Regions from separate parts of the Homo sapiens genome. Here region 1 is linked to region 2. A link is an interaction called in ENCODE POLR2A ChIA-PET data of the cell type or tissue named here. Cell type or tissue: OCI-LY7. All regions are shown on one strand. Each heading gives the region's core, and the rest is flanking DNA. Links, peaks and the distances in the headings are about the cores only.

Region 1 (2,927 bases), core at 146-2,645, 110 kb after region 2:
CTTTCAGTAACGAAATAGAATCTGTTCCCCTAATGAAATTCTATTTCATTAGAATTTTTGAAGCACCTGTCACCTATCATCATCAGTTTGTACGTATTTCAAGTTTTTCCGATGAGCAAATGGAATAATGCAGGGTCCATATGTCCACATGTCTGGGAGGAAAGATTCCACGTGGTTTTTGGATTACCTGTCTGGACTCTTTCTCCCATTTATTGCTTGGAATATGTCACCTTCTGTCAATCTAATTACTCCTCTAGGAAACGGCTGTTCTCAGCTCACAGTATGACAATCGCTGTCTTGTGAAAATATCCCAGAAGCCTCTGTAGTTGATGGATCTACCTCAACAGTGTCACTCTGACGTGGAAAGCTGACTTCAGTATACAGGCTTGCTCAAGATTTACTTGAGTTCTCTGAGGAAAGAGTTTCTTCAGATACGTAAGGAGAGAAGCTGGTGGTTTTAGGAGATCTCTTGCCTTATCTTGACATACATGAATAAATCTTTTCAAAACGTAGTCAGTCAGCTGAGAGACAGTATATACATTTAGGACTTCCAGCCCCTGTAAAAGAATGACAATTGAAGTACCTACATTACCTGACCAGTGACACTTGTAAAAGATCAGAGAAGCTTTCAAAGGCCAACAGCAGAGATTTTGATTTTGCTAGAAAAGGGCCCGAAGGAATAATGCTTATTTATCCATTTAGTCAGCCCTTTCGTTCATATCGACTATTCATTACTGTGATAAAGACAGACTTGGCTGAATCTAACAGAAATTCTTTTGTTATCATTAAACAGCTGTAGATTTTTAATATAATAAAGATAAAACTGCTCTTATAGTTCCACATTCACACTATGATATTCAAGTTTGTGCCATCACTTCCATTTTCAGAGCTTTATAATTCCACCATAATCATTTGTTCTTGGCAGAAATGTGTTATACAAGCACTCAGCTGAGGATAATATTTTTGAACATTTTTTTCAATGTTCTTTCTGGTTATGTGATTATGGGAATTTGGAACTCAATATTAATTTGCTCTTCAGCTTTGTGTTTGTATATCTCAAAATGCTCTTTTTTAAATAACACAATTTAACTTGAATCATTACTTAGATTCGGGTGATATTCATAGCAAGATAATGCAGTCAGATACAAGAAGAATGTATTGGGAGAAAATGAGCCACATTTTTCCTTCTCATCACTGCCATTTCCTTTGTGACTCCATGCCACCTGCCTTGTTTGTTTAATAGTTTATATAATTCTTCAGGTACAAAGTGAGCCACTGACCTAATTGGTTTTTTTCATTCATAAACTGATGTGTTTTATTGACCAATATGCATTCCAACTCTTGACTAAAATTTGACATCTAAGAAAATCAATATTTTAGCTCTATTTTCATACTTGAAATTTTCCCTCAGCCTAATTTTTTAAAATTTCTACTTCTTTTTTTTTTTTTTTTTTTTTTTGAGATGGAGTCTCACTCTGTTGCCCAGGCTGAAGTGCAGTGGTGTGATCTCGGCTCACTGCAATCTCTGGCTCCCGGGTTCAAGTGATTTTCCTGTGTCAGCCTCCCAAGTAGCTGCAATTACAGGCGTGCGCCACCATGCCTGGCTTATTTTTTGTATTTTTGGTAGAGACAGGTTTCACCATGCTGGCCAGGCTTGGCTCAAACTCCTGACCTCGTGATCGGCCTGCCTCGGCCTCCCAAAGTGCTGGGATTACAGGCGAGAGCCACCACGCCTGGACAATTTCTACTTCATTTATTTCAGCGTCCAGTGTCCTAACTATAGTTACATATGAGTGAGAGAGATCTAGTCTGCACTCATCACTTCACACGGGTGGGAAAACGGGCAGGGGAAAGTCAGGCCCCACACTGTCTCCAGGCAGGAGGCAAATACTCGTTGACTGACCTTGGACCATCATGCTTGGCCATATGGGTTTGAGACCTGGCATAGGTTTACCTAATCTCTTCATGGAAGACTTGTGAGAGATAATGGGTTAATATTTGTGGAGATCTTTCAACAAAGTGTAATTGATGTTTGAATTTTTATAAACCAAACACAATATCTACCCCCTGAAAGCTTTGTGAGAATATTTAGCACACATGTATGTGCCAGATGGATTGTAATGACAGTTGATAGGCCTCTCCTCACCCTTGCATTCTGTTGTCAGAAATCTGCATATCAAAACAACTATAATTTTTACAATAAGATTTATTGGTTAAAAGATTTGGGTGCACACTGAAAAATCTACTGCCTGGATAAGACTATAAATTAACATTATGGAAGGCTTTAAATTAAAGGTTTATATAAGAAAATTATTGGCAGGGTGCCATGGCTCATGCCTGTAATCCCAGCATTTTGGGAAGCTGAGGCAGGAGCATCCCTTGAGTCTAGGAGTTCAAGAGCAGCCTGGACAACATAATGAGACCCTGATTCTACAAAAATAATTTTTAACCAGGTGTGGTGGCACACACCTGTAGTACCAACTGCCCAGGAGGCTGAGTTGGAAGGATTGTCTGGGCCTACAATGTGGAGGCTGCAGTAAGCTATGACCACGCCACACTGCATTCCAGCCTGGGCAACAGAGCAAGACTCTGACTCAAAAAAAAAAAAAAGAAAGAAAGAATATTTTTAACATGTCTTATAGATAACTTTTGAAAAATATCAAATAATATTTTCTTGATCTGACATATTTTTCTCTATACAAATGAATTCTAATGAAAAATATGTGGAATATAATGCAAAAACAATCAGAAAGTATTCTTAAAAGCTCAAAGATATGCAGAGATCAAAGCAGAAACACATCATAATACAATAGTTATCAGCCAGAAGAATGTTTTTGTGGTTGAGATAATAAGAAAAGAGTATGAAGCACAGGAAGTTAAGTTAGTAAATAAAATTATTATTCTAATGTATTGTGATGTTCTTTATA
Region 2 (2,927 bases), core at 163-2,662:
GATACATGTTATACAAATTTATGGTTTAGTTTTAGGTGATATGAGTAACATTTATTTGTCATCGCCATAATTCATTTGCTGTACATTGTCATTTTATTGTACAAGTTAAATCTTGGTATATATTTTTAAAATACAGCCAATGTAAACAAAGTTCAAAGTACATGAAGAGAATCTTTTGAGGGCATTGAAAAGGAAATTGACGACATTACAAGCAATAAAAACAGTAAACATATTACAGGCAGATTTCTTCAGGAATCATTACTCTTAAATAATGCAGACATTATAAAGACTTTATTAATTCTTAATGCTGTAAATTTGAAATGAATGGAGCAATGTTGTTCCTCCTGCAAGTGGTTGGGATTCATGTAGAATGACAGTGCAAGTCCTCAAGCAGTGATTTAAATTAAGTACCCAAAACTTGTTTTTAGAGGCTGGAGGAACTAACTGATCTTTGAATCAGTCCCTTTTGAGAACCTGCTTTTTCCAAATAGCATCATGAGCGTGGTGGTCTGGTTTTCCTCTTCTATCTTGTTGTCATAGATAAGATGCACATGAAGAATTCATATAAATTGCTCTCAGATACTATGGATTCCTAGCATATTGGATTAAAAAAGAAGTGGATATGGTCCTTCGATAGAATGTGAAGTGTTTTTTTAAAAATCAGCCAAGAACTATGCCTGTCTTTTTTTCACACCTGTGATTCTTTCAGCAAGTTAGAAGGATAGCAAGAGAATGTGCATCCTTCCCCAAACCCCGAAGACAGGCAGCTTTGGCTTAAATATGCTTATTTATTTTCAAAATTAGAAAATAAACACATTAATGTAAATATGTTGAGACAGACAAAGAAATTTGTCTGCTACTTAATAAACACGCGATTTATACTTTTTGTCTTCTAATTAATTGTCGACCCTGAATAAGGTGGTACAACTAAGGCATATTATGGAAAACTGGCATTATTGCTTAATGTAACATGAGGGATTGGAATTTCTTTAAAGTAATTTTAAGATATGATTATTTAGCAGAAATATTCACTGGAGCATTTTACTTTTAGAAATTATCGTCACACAAGGAAGCCTTTATAGGACCGACTACCTAATTGCAGTCAAAGATCTCTTGAATGAATGAACACACACACACAGAAGAACACACATTTTAAGAATATAGTGGTCCTATATTTTTAAAAATTTTTGCCACATTTTTTATATCTGAACAGAACGTATGTGTCTAAGCAGATGTTTTAAGTTATATCCTTCATGTAGGTGAGTCTGTAAATGTACCATTTAACTTAAATGGCTTTGTGGGAAGGTAGTTTGAGGAGTTTAAAAAGGAAAAAAAAAAAAAAAAAAAACTCCAGTTACTACAGTTTCAGCTCTTTCTTTTTAAAAAACAGTAATTACACTCAGGATAAAGAAAGAAAAATAAACTCTTTTAATTCTTTGTAACATCCACAGTTTTTCAGGTAGAGTTCTGGTATATTTTTATTCCTGAATATGCAGGGCAGGTACTGGCAGCAGAGCTACAAAATGAAAACTTCCTGGCTGCAGACCAGATACTGTGCACAGTGCCACATCATAAACTTCCCCTCTTCTGTCTCGGAGTGATTTCAGCCCTAACTAATGTCCTTTATTTCCCCCTACATAGGGTAAGGAACAGAGGGCCTTCTTCCTGGGAAATAGGGGAAATACCTTTGGGAAAGGAAAAGTATAATGTTTCCCTTCTTTAACTTGAAAATTCTGCCTCTTAAATTACTAAGACATTAACTGCAAAGTGGATTCAGTATGTTTCCTTTTTATTCCCATATAGCAGTTTAGAATACATAAAACAATAGGTGTGAGATAGAAAATGAGACCTCTTCCCCACCCCCTACCTCCAGCACACCCAGACCCAATCAGATATCTGTACTTTTTGTTTCGAAAAGAAAAATATAATGGTTTCTTTTCAATGAAGCTTGTGCATTATATTCCAGATATGTTAGATCATTTTGTGATGCAAATTAGCATTGAGGTTTTTTGTACTTATCTCGGGAAATAGCAACGTTCCACCACAATGTGTGGTGCTGCAAAAATTTTTATTGATAAACACCCACACTTTAAATGATTATTAGGTCAAAATAGAGAGTACAGGGGGAGAAAATGTGAGCTTTTAGTTTTCAGATTTGTTTTATGCTTTTCATTTGAAAGGTACAGTGTAAGTTCTGTGTATAATACCATGCAAAATAAATTGACTTCTAAATATCTGCACTAATATTCCTTGTATCTGAAACTATAGTCTAAAAGCTTGTACTTCTCCTTAAAAAATAAAGTAAAACTTTGTTAAGAAGCAGGCTTTAATTACCAGTTACATTTTCAACTGTTACCCATGTGATTTTTAAAAAATCCTATTAAAAAATAATTTCTAGCTGCCATGGCTCCTTTCAATCAGTAGAATTCTCATTTGTATGAGGTGCAATCAGATTATTGCCAGCACACCTTTCTAAAACTAGCCTTCTTCTTTAGAAATGTATTAAATGGGAGCCTTCAGGAGAAAGTGTTACCACTTAATAAATATTTGTTCTAATTTTATTTTTAAACTAAATTATTGATTTAACAGTATATGAATAGTGTATAAATGTTAGCTTAGTTGTTAACCCACTACACTAATTATTAATTGCCTATATGAAATTTACCAAATTAGACCAACAGTTAAGTGTAATTTAATTTTATTTCTCTTGAAACTTAAATAGATAAGAATGATAATTTTAATTATGTTTAAATATCAAGCATTTATTTTTCTGTGAATGCAAATGTTCCCGATAAATTGTTAAGAAATTAATACAACATAGATCTTAAAAAATGTATAAGGCAGCTTATAAGAATATGATAACAATGGCATATTCCTACACCTGGCACTTTTTCAAGACCCATTAGCAAGGGAGGAAAAAGATGTTA

What was found. Peaks named below come from ENCODE experiments on the same cell type or tissue, not always from the same donor. Only the 100,000 strongest peaks of a DNase experiment are listed, where the experiment ranks them.
Region 1: POLR2A ChIA-PET joins it to region 2 with 6 read pairs; 2 of 35 experiments call an interaction of 5 or more read pairs at or near these places.

What each region holds. Positions count from the first base shown.
Region 1 is chr5:88,763,340-88,766,266 of GRCh38, reverse strand. The region is part of intron 3 of MEF2C (myocyte enhancer factor 2C); the gene reads left to right. Among named protein-coding and RNA genes, the nearest start is that of GSCAR, 68 kb to the right of the region's middle. In OCI-LY7, for the core only: no CTCF peak of the experiment used is centred there; no DNase peak of the experiment used is centred there.
Region 2 is chr5:88,874,485-88,877,411 of GRCh38, reverse strand. All of the region lies in intron 1 of MEF2C (myocyte enhancer factor 2C), which reads left to right. Among named protein-coding and RNA genes, the nearest start is that of MEF2C, 7.2 kb to the left of the region's middle. In OCI-LY7, for the core only: no CTCF peak of the experiment used is centred there; a DNase peak (open chromatin) is centred at 1,561; H3K4me3 peaks cover 2,149 bases; H3K27ac peaks cover 1,739 bases.